Linked DNA regions of Homo sapiens: region 2 is linked to region 1. The links are chromatin contacts, found by Hi-C or POLR2A ChIA-PET in ENCODE. All regions are on one chromosome and are shown on one strand. The core of a region is the stretch at or near the end of the contact, and the rest is flanking DNA. Distances in the headings are between cores, read along the strand shown.

Evidence for each region. Hi-C counts contacts between places; a loop is a spot of excess contacts on that map. ChIA-PET counts read pairs that join two places held with the same protein, here RNA polymerase II (POLR2A). Pooled maps may share reads with other maps.
Region 2: a pooled map shows a loop between it and region 1 (5-fold over the local background). The contact joins the promoter of ZC3H7A here to the enhancer-like site in region 1. A Hi-C loop is called at or near these places in 1 of 168 maps with a recorded cell type or tissue (CD14-positive monocyte) and 8 of 50 pooled maps. POLR2A ChIA-PET finds 5 or more read pairs at or near these places in 3 of 52 experiments (activated CD4-positive, alpha-beta T cell, activated CD4-positive, alpha-beta memory T cell and naive thymus-derived CD8-positive, alpha-beta T cell).

What each region holds. Positions count from the first base shown.
Region 1 is chr16:11,222,737-11,226,125 of GRCh38, forward strand. It overlaps LOC107984859 (a long non-coding RNA gene), which reads left to right. Exons shown (of 4, transcript XR_007064984.1): 3 at 1,365-1,388; 4 at 1,486-2,228. Among named protein-coding and RNA genes, the nearest start is that of SOCS1, 32 kb to the right of the region's middle. RefSeq lists enhancers at 1,719-1,768, 2,249-2,328, 2,759-3,318. Within about 2 kb of position 1,580, at least 20 of the 41 ENCODE cell types and tissues checked have a DNase peak (open chromatin) inside an H3K27ac peak, as active enhancers do.
Region 2 is chr16:11,795,271-11,798,699 of GRCh38, forward strand. ZC3H7A (zinc finger CCCH-type containing 7A) reads right to left here and starts at 1,988. Exons shown (of 23, transcript NM_014153.4): 1 at 1,854-1,988. RefSeq lists silencers at 1,220-1,379, 1,862-2,271 and an enhancer at 1,687-2,224.

The DNA of each region.
Region 1 (3,389 bases), core at 330-2,829:
CGGGCGTGGTGACGGGCCCCTTTAGTCCCAGCTACTCGGGAGGCTGAGGCAGGAGAATGGCGTGAACCTGGGAGATGGAGCTTGCAGTGAGCTGAGACGGCGCCACTGCATTCCAGCCTGGGCGACAAAGCGAGAATCTGTCTCAAAAAAAGAAAGAGAGAGAGAGAGAGAAGGAAGGAAGGAAGGAAGGAAGGAATTAAGGAAGGAAGGAAAGAAGGAAGGAAGGAAGAAAGAAAGAAAGAAAGAAAGAAACAAAGAAAAGAAAGAAAGAAAGAAAAGAAAAAGAAAGAAAAGAAAGAAAGGAAAGAAAGAAAGAAAAAGAAAGAAAGAAAGAAAGGAAAGAAAAAGAAAGAAAGAGAAAAAGAAAGAAAGAAAGAAAGAAAGAAAGAAAGAAAGAAAGAAAGAAAGAAAGAAAGAAAGAAAGAAAGAAAGATAGATTAGGGTTTACCAGGGGCTGGGACAAGGGCGGTTGGGCGGGTGACTGCTATGAATATGGGGTTGTATTTTAGGGTGGGGAAAACATTCTGGAACTAGACTGATGGTTATATAACACTGTGAACGTACTAAATGCTACCTAACTGTACTTTAAATTGGTGATTTTTATGTGATGTGTATTTTACCACCTTTTTCTTTCTTTCTTTCTTTTTTGGAGACAGATTCTCACTCTGTCACCCAGACTTAAGTGCAGTGGCATGATCTCAGCTCACTGCAACCTCTGCCTCCCAGGTTCAAGCTATTTTCATGCCTCAGCCTCCCGAGTAGCTGGAATTACAGGTGTGTGCCACCACACCCAGCTAATTATTGTATTTTTAGTAGAGATGGGGTTTCACCACGTTGACTAGGCTGGTCTCAAACTCCTGACCTGAAGCAATTCTTCCACCTCAGCCTTGCGAAATTCTAGGATTACAGGCATGAGCCACTGTGCCTAGATGCCACCATTTGTTTTAAAGTAATTAATGGGGCTGGGTGCAGTGGCTCATGCCTGTAATCCCAGCACTTTGGGAGGCCGAAGCGGGCAGATCACCTGAGGTCAGGAGTTCGAGACCAGCCTGGCCAACATGGTGAAACCCCATCTCTACTAAAAATACAAAAATTAGCCAGGCGTGTTGGCATGCACCTGTAATTTCAGCTACTCGGGAGGCTGAGGCAGGAGAATGGTTTGAACCCTGGAGGTGGAGGTTGCAGTGAGCCAAGATGACGCCACTGCACTCCAGCCTGGGGGACAGGTGAGACTCCATCTCAGGAAAATAAATAAATAAAAATAAATAAATAAAGTAATTAATGGTAAAACAAAAAAAGTTGAACTTTGCTCTGAATCTTCACAGTATGCCTACATGTGGTGCCCTATTTTCTCTGTTTTGCAGGTGGGGAAGCTGAGGCCCAGAGAGGTGAGTGGCATGTCCGAAGCAGCCCAGCGCAGGGTGCGAGGTAGGCAGGGCTGGGCCCCCGGGCCTTCCCTGTGAACCATCTGCCCGCCGGTTGCAGGAGGCAGTTCCTGGAAAGCAAGCGGGCCGAGTTCCTCACAGAGATCAGAAGAGCAACAAGATCTCCAGGCCAGGGCAGAGGTCCCCGCCCTGGATGCTGGTGACACTTCCCCTGGGCGGGAGGGGCTGGGAGCATGCAGATCTCAGCCCTGAACAGCCTGTCCTCTCGCCTCGAGGTTCTTGGTAGGCTGGGAACAGCCTGTCCTGCTGAGCTTCCTGTCACCTCTCTAGCTGCCCACACGCCGCACAGCTGCCACCGCCGGCCCTGGCCCGGGAGAGGGGGGTCTCTGGGGATCTTAGCAGGCCATGGTGGGGGTGTCTTGGGGCCAGCCTGAACTGAAAGACCATCACAGCTTGCAAGCCACCTCCCTGCTCTGTTGCTGGCTCTCCTTGAAGACAAGTGTTTTTCAATTAACCAAAGCGGTGCATGGCAATGTGATAGGGGAATGAAACACAGCAACAGAATCAATGCCCCACGCTGGGCAATAGCCGACTTTCTGTTCGCTCCCATCCCTTCCTTCCCTCCCCGCCTCCTTCCCCTGCTCCTTCCATTCCACAAACATTTATTGAGCACCCGCTGTGTGCCAGCCACTGTTCTAGGCCCTGAAGACACAGAAGTGAACAAAAAAAAAGAGTCCCTGTGCACATCCTGGAGGGACTTTCCCCGTGTGTGTGTGTGTGTGTGTGTGTGTGTGTCTATACAGTGTATGGAGACAGTGGATAATAAAAGCTGTTTATGAGGCACTTTCTCTGAGCTGTTCCATGTGCTTCACTTATACTCATTCAGCTAATCCTCAGGACACCCCCGTGAAGTCAGTGATATTAGTCACAGAGGCCCAGAGAAGTGAAGTGACTTGCCCAAGGTCACACAGCCAGCAAGAGGCCAAGCCCGGATTGAACCCCAGCCGCCTGGCTCTGGAGCCTGCAGCATAACCACAGCAGGGAACTGCCACCGGAGACAGACATCGACAGCCACTAGGAGATGTTAACCAACAGGCTTGTCTTCACGGCACGGCCCCCGCTTCACCAGCTGCACTGTTTGATGAGCTTTGCAGGTCCCAGATCTTATAAGCTCATGGTGATTGATCCAAATGATGCAGAGGTCGGCCTAAAGTTAGAAGTGGGCCCCTCTCTGCCCCAAGACAGCCCTTCACCCCAATTCCATTCCCACAGTTTGGGCATCCACCCAGGCTGCCAAGCCAAGCGGGGGCTGCCCGGGTTAGCAGGGACCTGGCCATGGGCCTCCTCAGCTAGGGGCCGCCTCTCTGAGGAGTGGGTGCCCCGCCCCTCCGTGGGCCGCCTGGTTTCTCTTATTGGCAGCGTCTGTAGTCCCCTGGCTCTGTCACCCGCAGCTATTCTAGGCCTCTGGTTCCTTTCACTTTCTGCTCTGCGTCTTCCTGCCTCGGTGGTTCCCCACCATCCAGCCTGAGACCTCCCCGTTGCCCGCCCTGGGTTTCTGTCTGCTCCTCTCCGTGGTGGCCGGCCCTGGCTCTGCCCCAAAGCCATGGAGAAGGCCAAATGCAGGCTGTAGAAAGGTCTGGGATCAGATCCCCCCATCCTTCCATGGCCACGTGACCGGGCCCGCCTCTTCCCTCTGAGCCTCACATCCTCATCTGAAGAGGGAATGCTGCTCATGCCCACCTTGCGGGGATGTGGGGAGGGGGTGCTGCCAGTGGAGACTCCCAGGGGACCCTCCAGGAGTCTCATCCTGACTCGAGACTGGGCACCTGGTGGGGGCACAGGCCCCCTCTCCCGCCATGGGACCGCCACATCCAGGCTCTCGTGGGTTGAGATGCTGAGGAAAGGAAAGAACAAAACCTGCTGGAGGAGCAGCGAACACGGCCCTCAGCTGGGTGACCTTGGGCAAGTCACTTCCCCTCTCTGGGCCTCAGTTTCCATATCTGT
Region 2 (3,429 bases), core at 738-3,237, 570 kb after region 1:
GGAAGGAGGCCACATGCCATCAGAGAAGCAGGAAAGATAAGCAGATAGACATGTCTTCTCAGGGCCACCACCCATTCAGATGCCCCAGCTGCGCGCTGTCCAGTCGAAATATTGTACAAAATATATTACACAAAATAAGCCATACGTGTCATTGTATGTATGTATGTATGTACGCATGTATGTGGAGAGGGAGTCTCGCTCTGTTGCCCAGGGAGGAGTGCAGTGGCACAATCTCGGCTCACTGCAACCTCTGCCTCCCGGTTCAAACGATTCTCCTGCCTCAGCCTCCCCAGTAGCTGGGATTACAGGCGCCTGCCACCACGCCTGGCTGATTTTTGTATTTTTACTAGAGACGGGGTTTCTCCATGTTGGCCAGGCTGGTCTCGGAATTCCTGACCTCAGGTGATCCACACACCTCGGCCTCCCAAAGTGCTGGGATTACAGACGTTGAGCCACCCCGCCCGGCCCGTATATGTCATTTTAAATTTCCAAATAGCCACACTAAAAAAAGAGAAAAAGAAAAGCAGTGAGATTAACTTTTGTTTTTTTATTTGTTTGTTTTGAGACAGTGTCCCAGGCTGGAGCACAAAGGCACAATCTCAGCTCACCGAAGCCTCAATCTCCTGGGCTCAAGGGATTCTCCCACCCCAGCCTTCCGAGTAGCAGATTCTCCCACCTCAGCTTCCCGAGTAGCTGACTACCGGCGTGCGCCACCACGCCCAGTTAATTTTTTGTATTTTTTGTAGAGACAGGGGTCTCACTATGTTGCTGAGGCTGGTCTTGAACTCCTGCACTCAAACGATCCTCCTGCCTCAGCCTCCCAAAGTTTTGGGATGACAGGCATGAGCCACTGCATCCTGCCAAGATTAATTTTAATGATCTATTTTCGTTAATCCAATTTGTCCCAAACATGACCATCTCAACATGCATTTAAGTATAAAAGATTACCAATGACATCTTTTACTTTCTTTCTCATCCGAAGTTTTTAAAATCAGATGTACGTTTCACAGCTGGGACCGCAACTGAAACTGGCCCCATTTCGTGGGCTCCATCGTCCCAAACGGCGGGGGGTCAGTGGCCACCGTACTGGGCATGGCAAGGTCCTTCGTGGTTCAATACCGAACACGGGCAACTCCTTTTCATCCCTAGACAGGTGGGGACAGGAAAATACCCAACTCCTGGCAAATCCACCCAGTCCCGACTCAGGCTCGACCTCGGAGGCCCCGGCCGGGCCTCAGGCGGCCCCACCCCTTTGCTGCCCAGGCCTGACCGGAAGCCCCGCTAATGGGAACTGACAGGTCCCGGTCCCGGTCCTCCCGGGCGGCGCCCCCGCCTCCGCGGACCCCAAGGCCTCTCCCCGCCCGGCCCAGGGCTGCACCCCGCGCGAAAAAATAAAAAAATCAGAAAGGGGGGTAAAAAAGACGGATGAGCCCCAAATTAATGCGCCAAGCTCTCCGCCGGCATCCTTCCCGCCCCCAAGCCCAAGACGCTGAATCGGGATCCCCGCGATCACCAGAGCAGACAGAAATAACCAAAAAAAAAATTTTTTTTTAGTGAAATCACCAAAAAGGAGACATTTTGCCGAGGGAATGGCAGGCAGAAGTGGGTCACGTTATTCTCGGTGGGGGAAGGGGACGGCGCGCCCACCCGTCCCTCCGCGCGCACAGGCCCCGGCCCGGCTCCTCTCAGGGTCCTCTCGGGTCCGCGGGCCCCGGACCCCGCCGCCCCTCCCCCGCCCCGCCCGCCGTCCGTTAACGGCCGCGCGCGAGCACGAGGCGGCGGCGCGCGCGGGGGGGGCGGGGGCGCGGGCGCGCGCGTTTCCTTCATGCCCGGCGGCGTCCCCCTACCCCTACCTGTGGGGACGACGCGCCGGCCGGCGGCAGAAGGCAGGCGGAGGCGGGCGGCGGCAGGCGGGCAGCGGTGGCGGCGGCGGCGGCGGGGCCTGGGTGCTCGCTCGCAGCTCTCCCTCGGTTAGCGGCGGCGGCAGCGGCTCGGTTGCGCCCGCGGCGGCGCCCTCTAGCGGCGGGAGGCCGCGCTTGCCGCCCGGGAGACGCCGCCATTGGCTGCGCCGGAGCTACGGGCTGGGGGCGGTGGCGCCACGTCTGACTGGGGGCAGGGACCTGGGCGCGCCGTTCAATCCGGAGCCCCGGCGTCGACGCGCGGCCCACTGGGTGAGCCAATGGGAAGGCCACGTTGCGCACTGGACGCGCTCGGACTCAAGACTGATTAACCAGCACCGGGGTTTTCTGGGGCCTCGCCTGGGCCGCGGCCTGAGCAGAAGCGCTAGGAGGTAGAACAGCGTCCAGCGGGGAGAGGAGCTAGAGTCGGCATCGGGAAGCCCACCCTGGAGCCTGCTTAGCTTGACGAGCCCTCAACCGGGGCGCCCTGCTCTGCGAAGAGTAACCCTGCATCCTCAGAACAACCGTGATTGTCTTCATTCCTACATATGAGGAACGGAGGCGCGGAGCCCCACGGCAGCCGGGGATCCAAAGACAGCCTCCCTCCAGTTCCATCTGCCGGCTCTTGGAAGGCCTGGATCCCTGTCCTTCAGGGCCCAGCCCAAATGCCGCCTCGTCCATCTGCATTTTACGGCCAGGTGCCCCGCTGCGGGCACGGCTTCTTGTAAAATGCTCAGCTCAGCAGTGGGCGAGGCAGGGTCCCTGCCCCATGGGATGGAGGGCGGAGATCAGGACCCACAAGAGCCCAAAGAAGACCATTTTGGTCGGTGAAGACCAAAGAAATTCAAGCAGGAGGATGTGACAGGAGCTTTTGGGAAAGCCTCTGAGGAGGTGACAGCCATGCAACCGTGTTCGGGGAAGTGTGCCGCAGGCAGAGGGGAAATGAGTGCAAAAGCCCTGAAGCTGGAGTTCGGTGTCTGGATAACAGGAAAGGCCTGCATAGCTGATGTGTGCCAGAGGGGAGAAAGATCTGTGACACAGGGGGGCCGCCATGTTTAATTTGGAGTTTTGTGTGGAAGGGGGTCATTCATTGAGTCTGAATTGGGAGTTCCGAGGTCTCATTTATATTTTAGAAAGTTCTCTCCTGCTACTATGCAGAGATTGGGCTGTAGGAGAGACAAGAGGGGAAGTGGGGACTCTAGCTACAGTAGCTCTTCCAGGGGTCTGGGTGACGTAGATTTACAAACCAGAGTATTAGCTCAGGCTGCCATGACAAAATACCCCAGACCAGGCAGCTTAGACAACAGGAATTTATTTTCTCACAGTTTTAGAGGCTGCAAATCTAAGGTCTGGGTGCCGGCAGGGCTGGTTTCTGGTGAGGCCTCTCTCCCTGGCTTGCAAACAGCTGCCTTCTCACTGTGTCCTCCTATGACCTTTTCTCTGTGAGCAGGAATCCCTGGTGTGTCTTCCTTTTTCTTACAAGAACAACAATTTTACTAGATTAGGGCCCCACCCTATGACTTCATTTAAC